Linked DNA regions of Homo sapiens: region 1 is linked to region 2. The links are chromatin loops, found by intact Hi-C in ENCODE. Cell type or tissue: GM12878. All regions are shown on one strand. Links, peaks and the distances in the headings refer to the core of each region. The heading gives the core; the rest is flanking DNA.

Region 1 (8,308 bases), core at 1-8,000, 62 kb before region 2:
GTCTATAATTTTCTATGGTAACTCTCAACAGCCTGAAAATAGCAGAAGCCACAGCATCAGAGGCTGAGAAAATGATGATGGATAAATTCAAGTTCGGAAGTTGAAATGATAAAGTGGGAGGAAGGTGGGGTGGTGAAGGCATCTGGGGTGCTTTCTGAGTAATCATCTATTAATTCAACAAAAAGTTATTGAACACATACTGTCTACAAGGCATTGTCCTAGTCATTCTGGGGATACATCAGTGAACATAACAAAGATCTCTAAACTTTGTTCACAGATAAAGTGAGATGAGGAATATATAATAAACAGAATACATCATGAATACAATAAAATTGTGTGCTTGGGAACAAAGGAAACTAAGGAGCAAGGGATAGGGAATTGGGAGTATAGTTAGTGTGTGTGTGTGTGTGTGTGTGTGTGTGTGTGAGAGAGAGAGAGAGAGAGAGAGAGAGAGAGAGAGAGAGAGAGAGAGAAAGGCTGGGCAATAAAGACCTAAAGGAGGTGAGGGAGTGAGTCATGAAGATATGTTGGGGGAGAAGGTCAAGGAGTGAGAGCATCTGGACCACTAGGATCTAGAATAGGCAGTGCAGAAAGAAAGGTAAGGCAAGGACCTGCCTTAGATGGAGAAAACAGAGATGGGGTAGGTACAATTCATTAGGGAAAGAGAGCAGTCAGGAGGTCATCAGCCAAAGTGGGGAACTCCTGAGCCTGGAGTCACAGAACTTTACAACTCTCATCTTAAATCTACTCCCTTTGCTCACAGAACTACTGTTAAATGTTCCGGTGACACAGTCTGCAGTGGTGCACCCCTCTTCCTGCTATGAGTTCAGAACAACTGCTAAGTGGGCATACTGAAAATTCAAATTTCACAGGAGAGGGCTTTTTGGTAAAAAATGTATAAAAAGAATTGAGTGACTTGCACATTAAAATATGCCTTCTTTAGAGGTTTAAAAACAAAGATAGAGGCCAGGCACGGTGGCTCACACCTGTAATTCCAGGATTTTGGGAGGCCGAAGCGGGTGAATCACTTGAGGTCAGAAGCTCGAGACTAGCCTGGCCAACATGGAGAAACCCTGCCTCTACTAAAAATATTTTAAAAAATTAGCTGGGTATGGTAGCAGGCTCCTGTAATCCCAGCTACTAGGGAGGCTGAGGCAGGAGAATCGCTTGAACCCAGGAGGCGGAGGTTGCAGTGAGCCGAGATCACCCCACTGCACTCCAGCCTGGGTGACAGAGGGAGACTCCGTCTCAAAATAAATAAATTTAATTAAATAAATAAATAGATAAATAGAATTGTGAGGCATGTAATTGTACCAATAAGATGATCACAACATTGTCAGATAACACCATCCAAAATCATATGCATAGAAAAAAAGGATAGAAGAAAACACCAAAATATCTACTGTAGCTGGATATCGTTGGGTAGTGGGATTACACAAACTGTTTTCTTTATTTGTTTCTACTTGTTTTACTTTTAATAATGGCTGAAGAATTTTTACTTAAAAGTAGGCTGTTTGTAGCAATGTTGGTTTAAGTATAGTCCTACTAGACAAGAAGAAAATGTAATAGAGTACAAATTGATAACTAACATAGGAAATAAAAATAGTAAAGACATGGAAATCTACTCAACATCATTAATTACCAAAGAGAAACGAAAATTGAAACTTTAAACATTTTTATTTTTTGCTCATTAAATTGGTAATTTAAAGAAGATTTATAATGTGGAACTAAAAAAAAAATGGAGACGAAATAATCAATGAAATCATTTGACAAAATTTCCCAGAACTAAAGGAAATTGAAAGAGTCTACTGAGTGGCCATCAACATAGATGAAAATAGACTCTGCCGGGCACGGTGGCTCATGCCTGTAATCCTAGCACTTTGGGAGGCCGAAGCAGGTGGATCATGAGGTCAAGAGATGGAGACCATCTTGGCCAAGGTGGTGAAACCCCATCTCTACTAAAAATACAAAAATTAGCCAGGTGTGGTGGCGGGCGGCTGTAGTCTCAGCTACTTGGGAGGCTGAGGCAGGAGAATCTCTTGAACTCAGGAGGTGGAGGTTGCAGTGAGCCAAGATGGCGCCACTGCGCTCCAGCCTGTGTGACAGAGCGAGACTCTGACTCAAAAAAAAAAAAAGAAAAGAAAAGAAAAGAAAAGAAAAGAAAATAGATTCATACATATTCTCACAAAATTCCACAACACAGGGGACATAGATAAGATCCTACAAATGTCTAGGGAGAAAAGAAAACAACTTATGTAGAAAAGGATCATGAATCAGAACAGTTCTGGATTGTCCAACAGCAAAACTGGAAACTAAAAGAAAATGAAGAAATGTCTCCAAAATATAGGAACAGAATAATTTCCAACCTTTAGTTTTCGACCTACCAAGTTATTAATCAAATGAGGATAGGCATTTGCAAAATATCGTAAATTTACCTCTGATTCATTCTTTCTTAGGAAGGCTATTGGTGGGTGCATCCACAAAACTGGGGAGTCAACCAAGAAAGAGAAGAGCTAAAAGAAGAGTGAGGGAAAGAGCATATCTAGACTGATGTTAAAGAAAGACCTTAGGCCAGGTGCAGTGGCTCACACCTGTAATCTTACCACTTTGGGAGTCTGAGGTGAGAGGATGGCTTGAACCCAGGAGTTCAAAACCAGCCTGGGTGATGTAGCCCCATCTCTACAAAAAATAAAAAATTAGCGGGGCGTAGTGGTATGCACATGTGGCCTCGGCTACTCAGGAGGCTGAAGTGGGAGGATCACTTGAGCCCAGGATATCGAGGCTGCAGTGAATTGTGATTGTGCCACTGCACTCCTGCCTGGGCAACAGAGTGGGACCCTGTCTTGAAAAAAAAAAAAAAAAGAAAAAGAAAAAGAAGAAAAGAAAGACCCCCAAATGCCGGTTCAGATCAGAGGTCAAGAGGTCAGAGGTCTCCAAGAGAAAATTCTTCAGGGCTTTGATTTTATGAATACCTGACGCTTCTAAACACCTTAAGAGGAATTAAGATGATCCACAGAGACTTTGTGATTGACACAATAGAAAGTATGTTTAAAAATAAAATTAGTAATTATTAACTTTAAAAAACCCCACAAAGCTGTACAGGAAAGGGAATATAAATACTAGTATCGCCTCTGACTCATTTCTGACTAATGTCTAAGATGTCATCAGAATGTAAATACTGAATATGTCTCTAGTAGAATTGTGATATGACTCTGTTGGGGAGATAGGGTACTGAGAAGGGCTATGTGTATGTGGAGAGAAGAAAGTGAAATCCTTTTCTTTTATGGAAGCAAATTTAGAAAGAACACCTAAGCCAGTTACCCCCTCTCTTTCTGGACATTCTCATGTTTGGATGGGGAGTTATTAGGAAGACAAACAGCCTGAGAATAAAGATGACACACTGAGAAAAGCAGAATGGAAAGCAGAAACTGGGCCCTTGATGATCTGTGACTGAATTAACTAATCCCGGAATTGGTCTACCTCCGATCTATTTGTGTAAGGTCCTCAGTGACGATGCTGTGAGCATCTATGGCTTCCACATTCAAGTACTTTGCACAACTATCTCCGCAAATTGGTACAACTTCTAGACAAGGCATATAAAACTCCAGAGGCCACGAAAAAGGTCAATGTTAATGATAAGATATATTATTATTAAGCACTGACAATATGCCACATCCTTCAGGCTACCTGAAGATTGATAGCCCTTTCCGACTATGAGTTTTACTGCCTATGGCCTTAAATTTTTGTATCCACAGAATTATTGAAAGAAAAAAATGACTTTACTGAAAATAACCACACTAATATTTATGTATAAGTTTATACTTTTAAAAAATAATTTTGACACATGACAAGTAACTATTCTGAAGAAACACATTATTATGTGCTACCTACTTCACAAATGATAAACTAAGGAAATGAGTAAGACCACATATAAATTTCTACAAGAACTTTTAAATACAGTTGACCCTTGAACAACATCAGTTTGAACTGTAAGCATCCACCTATATGCGAATTTTAAAAATAAATATATTTGAAAACTTTTTGGAGATTTGCAACAATTTGTAAAAACTTGCAGATGAACTGTGTAGCCTAGAAGTAGTTCTAAAATTAAGAAAAAGGTATGTCACAAATGCATAAAATATACACAGACACTAGTCTATCATTTACTACCATAAAATATTCAGAAATCTATTATAAAATGTTAAAATGGGACTATGCCTGGCTACTCAGGAGGCGGAGGTAGGAGGATGGCTTGAGCCCAGGAGTTCTAGTCTACAGTGAGCCATGATCCTGCCACTGCATTCCAGCCTGGGTGACAGAGCAAGACCCTGTCTCAAAAGAAAAAAAAAAAAAAAGAAAACCACCCACACAAACACAGACTGTACATGGCACTATTTGCAGTTGAGAGAAATGTAAACAAATGTAAAGATGCAATATTCTATCATAACTGCATAAATTAACTGCAACAATACTGTAATACTGTACTACTGTAACAATTTTGTAGCCGCCTCTTGTTACTATTGCAGTGAGCTCAAGTGTTGCAAGTATCTGCTTAAAATGCCACTGTGATGCTAATCATCTCCAAGTGAGCAGTTCATTTCTCCAGTAAATTGTGGATTGCAGTAGAAAGTGATCTCTCCCAGTTCTCCTGTATTTTTCCTGTTTAGTGCAATAATGTAAACCTGGAATAACACCATGAGACTCATATAAAGTGCTACTAGTGATGCTGGAAGTGCTCCCAAGAAGTGGAGAAAAGTCATGATGTTGCAAAGAAAAATTGAATTGCTTGATCTGAACCACAGATTGAGGTCTGCAGCTGCGGTTGCCTGCCATTTTAGGCAGATCATTCACCTCATATACAGACAATGTAAACCTGTGGTGTCAATAGAGTGCAGTGTTGTAAATGTATTTTTTCTTCCATATGATTTTGATTTTCTTCCTTTTTTTTTTTTGGGATAAGGTCTCAGTCTGTAGCCCAGGCTGAAGTGCAGTGGTGGAGTCATGGCTCACTGCAGCCTCAACTTCCCCAGGCTCAGGTGATTCTCCTACCTCAGCCTCCTGAGTAGCTGGGACTACAGATGCATGTCACTATGCCTGCTAATTTTTCTATTTTTTGTAGAGACAATGTTTTCCCATGGTTAGTCTCGAACTCCTGGGTTCAAGAGATTCGTCCACCTCAGCCTTCTAAAGTACTGGGATTACAGGTGTGAGCCACTGTGCTTGGCTTCCATATAATTTTCTCAATAACATTTTTTTTCTTTTTTTTTTTGGAGATGGGTCTTGTTCTGTTGCCCAGGCTGGAGTACAGTGGTGTGAATATAGCTAATTGTAACCTTGAACTCCTGGGCTCAAGTGATCCTCCCACCTCAGCCTCCAGAGTAGCTAAGACTAGACTACAGGCACGCACCACCATACTTAGCTAATTAAATTTTTTTTTTTTTTTTATAGAAATGGAGTCTTGCTATGTTGCTCAGGCCGGTCTTGAACTCCTGGTCTCAAGACAGTCCTTCCTGGGATTATAGACATGAGCCACCACACCTGGCCAAGATTTTCTTTTCTCTAGCTTATGTTAAGAATATATAATACATATGACATACAAAATATATGTTAATTGATTGTTTTATGTTTTCAGTAAGGCTTCCAGTCAACAGTAGGCTATTAGTAGCTAAGTTTTTGGGGAGTTATATGCAAAAGTTATATGCAGATTTTCGACTGAGAGAAAGATCCATGTACACATTGTTCAAGGGTTAATTGTGCTGTATATAGAATAAAAAAAAATTTGTAACCTCACAGGACAAAATAATGAAAATAAAAATAAAGATTAAAATAGGTAGAATTTTTTAAAATTAAGAAACTCACCTTTATAATAAACAACAATAATGTTGAACAATAATAATGTTGAAAGTAATCTTATAAATATGTTTGTTGGATGGGTGGGAATCCAAGGAAGCTTCAATCTCTAAACCTTTATCTTTAGCTGAAAAGGAATTCATCTATAACCAAATATAAAAACAGTGATAATAGCTTATAACTAGTAAGTTTCCTGGATATGCTAGGCACTATATTCAGTATTTTATTTGCAGTTTTATCATTTAATTTTCACATTTATCTTAGGTAGGGGGTATTATTATTGTCCCCATTAGGCTTGAGGAAAGTGTAGTTCATAGAGGTAAGATTTGTGCTTAATTCCAGAGCTTGGGTTCTTAACATCTGTGCTATATGCTCTTTCATTAACTATGAAGAAATCTGAAATCAAATGCAATAATAATACCTCATCCATTTTCTAATAGATTTCTACATTAACCATTGCAGTGTAGGTTAATATGGGCCAGATGCTCTCTGATTGCAGGCGCACACATTCCAGAGGCCCCACACCTCATATTCCCACAGCTCCTATCTCTCTTCATGCACAAATTTACTTGACCCTGGACTGGATGTACTATATAAAGGCTGCTTCATATTTGCTTGGGATTTTAATATTCTGTCTGAAGGTCTTTCACTTATTCACCATGTGGTGTGTGATGTCTGCTTTTGAATGCATGTGCCCAGAGACCACGGAGTGTGTCTGTCTCCCATGCTTGTTACAGAGCTGTCACCGTCATCAGCTTTGCCAATCATTCATGCAACCTATGAGTAAAAAAAATGAGTGGGCTGGAGGGCCTCAGTAAGGGGAAGACAGTGTTCATACCCTCCTCATGTACGGAGCCTGGGAGCTGTCCGAACCAAGTACCCAGGGAAGCATCGGCCCTCCCCACATCAAACACAGAGACACACAGAGTCTGAATTCTTCTGATATGGCCAGTGCTGACCTGCCAGCCTCCAAAGGTGTTTCATTTGCTTATCAAGAAATCTGGATAAAATGGCTTGTGAATAATGTCCCAGCATGCTCCTGACGAACCCCAAAATGAGATTCAAAAGCATTAAACAGGATTGGATTGTCAATAAATGATATGTAAGAACATTAACATAAAAAGCTTTTTTATCTGCCTCAGTTATTTAATCTCTGCCAGTTCAGATGTGCATCTCCTGTGCCCTGCTGTTAATACGTACTGACATCTGAAGTGAAGCGAGCTGTTTCCATATCCTTTGGAAATGGAAATGGAGGTGTCAAGGGAGCACAGAAAGTAGAAATGATGAAATGCTGTTCATCATAGTAGTGCTAATTAAAAATGCACAACAATACCACAAGGGCCATGAATTTATACAGTGGGTCTTCTGGATGATAAAATGTTAGTCTACCCTTTTGTCAGACAGAGGAGGGAATATAACCAGAGAGAGGAGACAACTTGCTAAGGTCAAAGTGATGATTTATGTCGGGGTCCAGAACCAAACCCAGGCCTTCTGGGAGTTCTTTCCCCTGCTCTGCAAGGCCTTCCCTAGCAAAACACTCTGTTGTCTATTAATTCATCTGCAAGAGACATTTTCACACGGTGCCAACGCACATGGTTTGGCTGACAGGACAGGCCCATGTTGTGATTGACTGGTCTGATCTTTCTCCCAGGCACCCAAACTCCTGGCGTCATACTTGCTCAGCCGTGTTCTATTATTTCTGTAGGGTGGATCATGGGTGAGTTTATTTTTTTCCGTTTTTCCTGTTTTTTAGTTTTTTAAATTTTTTTGTGGGTACATAGTAGGTACATACATTTATGGGGTACATGAGATGTTCTAATACAGACATGCAATGTGAAATATTGTTCCTTTCTTTTTTAAAAAGTTAATATTTACACTGTTTCTCCTATAACTAGTCTGTATTTTTTTGTGCTTTAAAAGAAAATATTTTAAAAAGGGTTTCAAGGTCCAAATAGGATCATGAGAATAGGTGGTTAGATTGGAGCAGAGTGTTGAAGCTGGGGGAAGGGAGATATAAGTACTTTAAGGCCAGATTGTCAGCTGATTTGGCCATGTAGGTGTTGAAGTGATGATAGTGTGAGATGGATCGGAGTCAGAGAGAAAGCTGGGAGTCAGGTGCCAATGTCTTCAATAAAGGGGCAGGGGTGTGGGGGGTAGAAATCAAAAAGGACAGTGGGTGCCTTAGCAAGGCAGCATAGACTTCAGTGGAAAATAGAAGAGTTATACTCTTGAAGCAGCACTGAGGCCCTGAAAGGGGAGGAGAGATGTGGGTGAGAGTCAGAGCTCCAGCAAGAAAAGGGGATTGAGTGACTATTTTGTTTGGAGGTTGAAGGTATGGGGAAGATTAGTTTCTCATTTTCTATTCTTTTTATTATAAAATATAACACACATAGAAAAAAGTACGTTAAGACCTAAATGTACAGCATAACAAATAATTATAAAGCATATAGCCATGTAA
Region 2 (8,340 bases), core at 147-8,146:
AGAATTTGAGGCAACTTAGAGAGTTGGTACAGCAAAGTAAGAGTCACATTATCCAAAGCTCTCATCCAACTTTTCATAGGTGAGCTGCAAATTTACTTCCTTGCTTCCTGGAAGCCAGCGCAAGCAGGATAATGACATGATCAGTCAAATAATTTACAATGATAATCAGAGACACTTGACTATTATTGGTATTGACATCTGAAAGGAATATCTCCCTCGGTGCTCATAAAGTTGCCGTTGTGTAATGTGGTAAATATCAGTCTGTCAGTAAATATAATAATGAGTTTTGTGGGGCTCTTTCTTAAAAGGATTTTCAGTGGTGACCAATGTCATATAGATAAAACATTGGTTAATAGAAGTAGTGTATTTTGTATAATAAATCCAGATATTTTGAAATCTTAGAAAAGCCAGGTCAGCCCAGGCCAGATAAGTTGTCAGTATTTACTTAGCAGTGAATCCCTTTTAGTCAGGGCATTTGCTCCTCATCACTCCTTATAGTCTTGCATCCAGCTTGCTTCAGTTATTTGTTTGTATTATCAGTCTGGTCCCTATATGCATTTATATTTGTGACCCATGGAAAGATGTGCATGACCAGGGTCTGTCTAGCCCTTTCCCTCTCTACACTTTTCAGCTTCCATATTAGTACACAGTGATTTCTTTTCCTCTTCCCAGCTGCTTCTGACAGTAGTTTTCTCAAATATTTCTTCCATTCTCTTTCAGTCATCTTTGAGGAAGGAGTGCTCACATTCACTCTCCTCCTGCTCTTGGCTTCAGAACCTGGAAGGTAAAGCCACTGACTTCCTGAAAACCTAGCAGCTCCATTTGCAGTGGCGTGTAAGGTCCATATGTATGGATGGCTTGCATGACTGGCCTGGAAACTGACGCCAAAGGAATTCCCATGAAAATGCTTTTGTCTTGAGCCAAGGAGCCTGGGGTAACTTTGAGTAAAGAATGACCATGACCACTTGTTTCAGAAATTTTAAGTAGCTTTGGCTACTTAAGATTTGGCTTTCATTTTCTAGTGTGATGTGAAAGAAATGCTGCTTGCCCAATTAATTGGTAGTAGAGGAAAATCCATGCAAGCACCTGAAATGAGAGTGATTTGTATGTGAACTTCCTACTTTCTTTAAAATTCAGAATTCTCAGAAGGACGAGTGAGTGCATTTGTCCCCAGCTAGCAAGTACTGATGCTCTAAAAGCATCATGTGAAGTCAAGGCAATTGGGATGTTTTACAGGAGCAGTTAACTATCTCGACAACAACTCTTTGATGATTTTATAGCCAAGAATTCTTGACAATGAGCAGAATTTAGGAAGTGACACACATGTGTGTACTTTTAAAAAAAGGAAGTAGGCATTTTGACTTTTCAGTGGATTGGAGAGGGCATTATTAATACAATATTGGCACACTGTCTGTCTATGTAAATTAGGGGACCGAACTGAAAGAAATGAGAGATTTTGCATGTTCTTACTCATATGTGGCAGCTAAAAATTTAAAAAGTTGAATTCATGGAGATAGAGTAGAATGAGGTTACAAGAGGCTGGGAAAGGTAGTGGGGAGTGGGGGACAAAGTGAGGATGGCTAATGGAGACAAAAATATAGTTAGAATGAATAAGATCTAGTATGCAGTAGCACAATAGGGTGACTACAGTTAACAATAATCTATTGTTTATTTTAAAATAATTAAGAGTGGAGCTGGAATGCTTCTAACACAAAGAAATGATAAATGCTTGAAGTGATGGATATCCCAATTACCCTGGTTTGATCATTACATATTAAATGCCATATAAAATCATTACATATATCTCATAAAGATATACAACTATTATGTACTTGTAATAATTAAAAATAAAAATAAATAAATAAGAAGGAAATAAGAATGAGACAGAGGAGACCGGAAATACAATTTAGATTCAAAACCAAGATGAATTAGCTAGGACTCTTTCTTGTAAGGAGCAAATGAACAACACATTTCAAAGGTGGCCAAAAAAGTATAATTCAAAACTTTCGTGTTTTATTGTTTATTGTTGACTGTGCCCCTTCTCTCCAAACCACATTCATTTATTTACACTTTTTGCATTATTCTTGCTTACGTGTTTGTGGGAAGGTAGCCCCCCAGATCAGCTTGGGAAGTAAGGGAACCTAAAAAGAAGTTTGTAGTTCAGGCTCAGCAGCTCATGCCTATAATCCCAGCACTTTGGGAGGTTGAGGCAGGAGGATTGCTTTAAGCCTGGATACCAGCCTCAGCTACAAAGTGAGACCTCATCTCTACAAAAAATTAAGAAAAAAACTTAGCCAAGCATAGTGGCATGTGCCTATAGTCCTGGCTACCTGGGAGGCTGAGGCAAGAGAATCACTTAAGCCCAGGAGTTCAAAGCTGCAGTGAGCTGTGATCATGCCACTGCATTCCAGCCTAGGCGACAGAGCAAGACACTGTATCTAAAAAAAAAAAAAAGTTTTTATATATTCACATATTGCCCCCTAATTCATTAAACCTCAGGTATTTAGCCCCTTCAAAGCTGCCGCTGACAAATGCCCTGTAAGCCTTAGCACACATGGGGTGGGCCTGGCTCTGAGCTTCACTGGGTCCCACTGTAGTGCCTGAAGAATGTCCTCACAGGAAACTGAAGATTGGTGACAGACGGGCCTGTCAGTGGCTCTAGTTTTTACTCTCATGGAAGCAAAACCCACCAGGCACTTTTTTGGCTAATGGGTTCAAGGCACCAAAATGCATTTAGAGGTGTTGGCCGTGGCAAGGGCTGCAGTGGCGCTGCCAAGTTCTGCAGATGCTGTCCCAGGTCCCCCTGGCCTCTCACTGAGCAGCTCTCCCATTCCTCAGTCCTCATGTTCAGCCAGGTTTCCTCTCCTGCTCTTATGCTGTCGCCCTGAAGGCCCAGCGCTCTCACTTGCAGTGTGGTGAGACTGGTTTGCAAACTCCAAAAAGCCCCATGTCTGTCTTACTCCCACTCTTAGTTTAGCCAGAACTGCAGGGAGATAGATTTATTACTCCCATACAAACATCCCCACACCTAATTATTCTTCCTGAAGCATTCATTACTTCCCTTAAAAAATTACTTAGAGCACCCGACTGGTGTTCTATTCTCAATCTGATTTGCATCAGAGACAATGACACATTCTCAAGTCAGCCTTCTTGAGCAGCAGGGACAAGAGTCCTTCACTTTGATGGAAGGAGGAAGTGGATGCTTTCTGATAAATAGTGAAGCCCTTTCTCCCCAGTGCCTGTAAAGGTCAACATCATTTTCACCTTGAACCCTCACCTCGAAATTGCTCTCAAGGTGAAGTATGGATTCCTGGCTGACTTTCACATGCCCTAATACATGGGGATGTTATGTGACCTAAAAAACTCCTGCACAAGGTGAGATGACACGTCATTACAGACTGTAATTTCTACTGCGAACTAACACACATCTGGAAGGAAGTAACTTTATGAGGCAGAAAATTAAAGCACTCACTTCCAGCTTTGCCTATGCTTTACCACAGTCAGAATACACACCACTATTTTCTGAAAAGCCAAAAAAGCAAATAAGGTATTGATTGAATATAAAAGAAAAGAGAATTTGGTAGTAAATAATAAACAAGAAAGTTTGAATGCCTAGTCTGGAGGGTGAAAATAAAATCACTTTCCCCATAAGTATCACTTTACTACCTTGTACTCTTGTACTGTGGTGCAGGGAAGTGGATTCAGTCGTTTTTAAAACAAGGACTGTGTTACAACCATAGGCAGAACATTGTTCTAGAACAGAGAAATGTACAAAAAGAAGTTTGCTACAAAAAAGAATTTCTTATGACCAATTAGTCTTGGTGAATCATTTCTTTCCAAAGCTACCAAATGAAATGGCTTTAGGATACTCACTCAGAAATTAAAAGGACATTTTCATTTTGCACAGCCAGAACATTAATTCATGAATTATTTAATATAATGTTAATTTATACTGACAACTGACTATAAGCCTCAATTAAAATATCCTGAAAAACTCATTACCCATCAACCTATCTCATAATGAATGTGTCACATCCTATTTAGAAAAAATAAATGAAGACCAGTGCAAATGGTAATTGTATATTGTATTTTGTAAGCATCAGAATTCAGCTGGTGTGGCAGTAATCAAAGTGTGGTCTTAAAGATCATAGAAACTAAGACTTTTCCAGCTAGACACCAAATAGGTTCTTGTTGTCACTTAACAATATTTGTGTTTCTGGCATCATCATAAATTCCATATTCTTGTTTCTGGCATGAATTGTTTGTTCATGACAAATCTCATTTTGATCAACTTCTGATTTCTGTCCTAATGGCTAAAGGAAAAGACAGAGCAGAGGAAAAGATTTAAACTAAACTGAAGAGGTCCATTAACTGATAAAAGGGTCAATCTCTGACCTAGAGATGATTTTCTATAGAAAAGAAGCAGTGTGGCATGGTGGTTAAGAACACAGGGTTTGTCTAACTGGGTCTGTGTTTCAGCTCTTTCTTAAAAGATTATGGCTGTCCTTGTTAAGGACTTGCATTAGTTAGTGTAATGTTAGCTGTTGTAACAGATTCAATGCAGTATAAAGGCACAAATGTAATCATAGTTTATTTTAATCATCTTTTTTTTTCCAGTTTGAGGTGAATCCTACTGGATGGCAGGTAACTCTCTCCATGCAGTGAGTCAGGGACCCAGACTTTTTCCATCTGGTGGCTCTGCATCCCTCTAGGTTCTTGTGATTGTAGCTGGTACAAGGAGAAAGAGAATGGAGAGGGCAAACCCTTTCTTTCAAGCCTTGGCTAGAATTAAGGCACTTCACATCCACTGACATTCCATTGGTAAAAATGTGTCATGGGATCACATCTAGGCCAAGGGGCAGGGGGCTGGGAATGTCTCTCTCTAGCCATTTCCCAATAACAATTTCAAAACTATAAACATGGTGGAGAGGCATGAGTTTTAGCAGATTGGTGGCTAAAAGGGCTGTTTATTAGAGATGACAAATTCTGTGGAAGGAAATTTTTCAGATCTTAGATTTGTGGGTAACTGAGGGATTTAAAAAAAAATCGACCAGTCGTGGGGGATTAAACCTGAGAACAGTGAGATTAAATCTGAAGGAAAGTCAGTCCCAGGGGCTCATCCCTCAGCTAAGAGGAGAGGCATTATACATCAGAAGAGTAGAGTGACACCAGTTAACAGAGGCGTCAAAAGGCAGAGTCCTAATGATTAGAGCTTCTCATTGGGCCAATCTTCAAGGGAGGACTGTCCGCTTGGTTCTGTGCTTGGGGCTACAGTTACAAGGGTGGCTGAAGTTTGCCTCTACCCTCAAAGAGGAAATAGAGAAAAATCTGTACTCCGGAGGCAGAGGGGAGTTTTTGGAGGCTCAAAGAGTGTGTGTGTGTGTGTGTGTGTGTGTGTGTGTGTGAGAGAGAGAGAGAGAGAGAGAGGCTCTAGTTGAAGATGAAAATGTGTTGGTGTGGTCCTCCGATTTCATTGCAAGGAATCAAACTTCTCTGCAATGGCCCCTCCTGGTCTTCCTACCTACCTTAATTAGCTCTCTGTACTCTGAAGTATTTAAGCAGTACCAAGGAATGGTTAAAGAAAAAGTGAGGTAATCACAGAATAAAAGGTATAAATAGATGTTAAGTACAAGCATAATTACTGGATCACTGTTTCTGGTGGCAGAAATCTGAAAAGATTCTTAATGTCCATCATTAAAGGGAATGGCTGAATAAGGTATGTTCCACCAACACTGGGGATTACTACAAAGCTATTAAAAAGAATGACTGGGCGGGTCGCGGTGGCTCACGCCTGTAATCTCAGCACTTTGGGAAGCCGAGGTGGGCAGATTACCTAAGGTCAGGAGTTCAAGACCAGCCTGGCCAACATGGCAAAACCCTGTCTCTACTAAAAATACAAAAATTAGCCGGGTGTGGTGGCACACACCTGTAATTCCAGCTACTAGGGAGGCTGAGGCAGGAGAATCGCTTGAACCTGGGAGGCGGAGGTTGCACTGAGCTGAGATTGTGCCACTGCACTCCAGCCTAGGCGAGAGAGAGAGACTCTGTCTCAAAAAAAAAAGAAAAGAAAAGAATGACTTTGATCTGTACGTCCTGACCTGGAAGGATGTCTATGGATAAAGTAAGCTACAGAGATCCTACCTTTGTATAGACAAATGGAAATATAAAACCCCATGCATGTGTATCTGTGTAAGCATAGAGAGATGTGTTAGAATGCATTCCAAGTTTTAGCACTTATTTGGAGGAGGGAGTGGGACTTGCAATTATTAACTTTTTACTTAAGCATCACTGTTTTGTAAATTAATAATTAATAAACAGGGAACAAAACTACAAGGATGCCTTAAATCTCAGAAACTGGTAAATTCAGAATTTTCCCACCACCTGAGCTCTGATAATTTACTTTTTATTCAACATTTATTTATTCAGTGTTTCCTGGGTGTCAGGTGCCTTTATAAACATTATTCAGTCTTTAGAATAATCTGAGGAGATGGTATTTACAGGTGATGAGATAAGACACAGACAGCTTTAGGAACTTGCTCAGGGTCAAATCTGTGGGAAGATGGAGTAAGCATTTGTGGTCAGTCCCTTCTGGCCCCAGAGCCTGCACACTTTCATCCACACCTCACTCTCTAAAAATGGGGAAGAGAAGCGGAACTTGATTTTTGAGGTTAGTCTAGCATTCTAAGCCTGATTAACTAGTAAAGGTCCTAGTTTACATGTGGAAGGATGATCTAGAGCAGGTAAGAATCCTGTTGGTTATAATCCCAGTCCTTGCTGACAAGCCTAAGCAAAAATACTGGAAAGACTCAATCTTGAAAGAATCCCCTTAGAGAGTCACTTGGTGACATTTCTACCACGGGCAGAGAAGGCTGAAAGGAACACCAGGAAATTGAATATAACTCTCCTCTGAGTATCTCAGGGCATGGTGGGAAGAACAGTTGTACTATTAGCTAGGCTTTGACCCAGAGGTATTCTGAGAGGCCCTTTGTGGGTATAATCTCATTTTCTCTCTTTTCTTCTCCAGTTGGGAGCTATTCGGTTACGATTATGGGCTTCAAACAATTAGAAGAGCTTAGAGGCCATGAATTTCTTCACAACATGCATTTCTAGCCAGAGACTGCATGGCTTAAGACACAGAGAAAACACATTTCTAAATTTTTACCGGAACTGGCAGTTCTGGCAAGGATTTTAAAATGTAAGTCTTTTGTGGTGGGCTGAGTTTTAGCGCCAGGGCTCCAGGTTGTGAGAGTCACCACAGGAAGTTCAGAAGGCCACACTACCTTCTCTTGCTTGGACACAGGCATTTTCCATAGCACTCTTTCCAGCTGTGCTCTCCCCACAGATTGCAAACTAATAGGAATATTATATTTTTTAATCAGAATAAAATTAGATACTTAGAAACATGGTTTAATAAAGCTAAAGAAAAGAAGAAAGTGGAAGGCAATGGTTCTCAACATTAAAATCTCCTGGAGACCTTTAAATGTCTCAATGCCCAGGCTACACCCCAGACCATTTAAGTCAGTCCATGGGGGTGGAACCCAGGCACCAGTGGCTTCTGAAGCTCTCCAGGTGGTTCCACTGTGCAGCTAGAGACAAGAGCCACTGGCTCACTGACCAACATTCTCACCCAGTAGAAGCAGTGACGATGGTCCAGCAGCTGTGCTTGGATTCACAGGGCTGGGATCACCCCAGGAGATCCCTGACAGCTGGTGTGGGAATTCAGGGCTCAGTTAGAGACCTTTGGGCAGAGAGGATTTAGGGCCCCACTCTTTAGCTCAGTAGTGAGCAGCAAGCTGTCCTCAACAGCCAACTCACAAAAACCAAAATATATTTACGATCTGTGTTCTTTTTCTATTCTGAATGGAAATAACTTGTTTGAGGCCCATAAAAAATAACTAGTGTTACAATTTAAGATTACCTATTTTGCTAAACAGAAGGCCGTCTAGGAACACTAGCAAATCTTTTTAATACTTTAGAATACTTATCTGAGTATTTTTGAGAAAGGAAAATGGAGACAGTTCTCTATCTTCAGATTACATCATGGACCTTGGAGTGAAACCAGGTGGTTTGTGGGTGGCTCTGGAATGTTGAATTGTTCATCTTTGCTTTAGTTTATGGTTCCCTAATCACTACATGAACATTAGCTAATTAAATCTATTTTCTGAAACTCTCCACTTATTAAGAAACAGTCTGTAATCTGCTTTAGACTTGGAATCTTCTTTCATGAGACCAACAGAATGGCTAAAAATTTGAAAATAGCAACAATTGGCCTTGGAGAAAGAGTAAGTGTAAACATCATTTGTTCACGTGGTGAATTTACTAAATGGAGTTTGATACAAT

What was found. A loop is a pair of places that touch in the nucleus more often than their neighbours do. Peaks named below come from ENCODE experiments on the same cell type or tissue, not always from the same donor. Only the 100,000 strongest peaks of a DNase experiment are listed, where the experiment ranks them.
Region 1: a loop joins it to region 2, with 5 times the contacts of the local background. A loop is called at or near these places in 3 of 110 quality-filtered maps.

Annotation. Positions count from the first base shown.
Region 1 is chr3:159,959,396-159,967,703 of GRCh38, reverse strand. All of the region lies in intron 9 of IL12A-AS1 (IL12A antisense RNA 1), which reads left to right. Among named protein-coding and RNA genes, the nearest start is that of IL12A, 25 kb to the left of the region's middle. RefSeq lists an enhancer at 3,265-3,544. In GM12878, for the core only: no CTCF peak of the experiment used is centred there; a DNase peak (open chromatin) is centred at 3,223; H3K4me3 peaks cover 548 bases; H3K27ac peaks cover 1,125 bases.
Region 2 is chr3:159,897,667-159,906,006 of GRCh38, reverse strand. No RefSeq gene overlaps it. Among named protein-coding and RNA genes, the nearest start is that of IL12A, 87 kb to the left of the region's middle. In GM12878, for the core only: no CTCF peak of the experiment used is centred there; a DNase peak (open chromatin) is centred at 3,287; H3K27ac peaks cover 1,095 bases.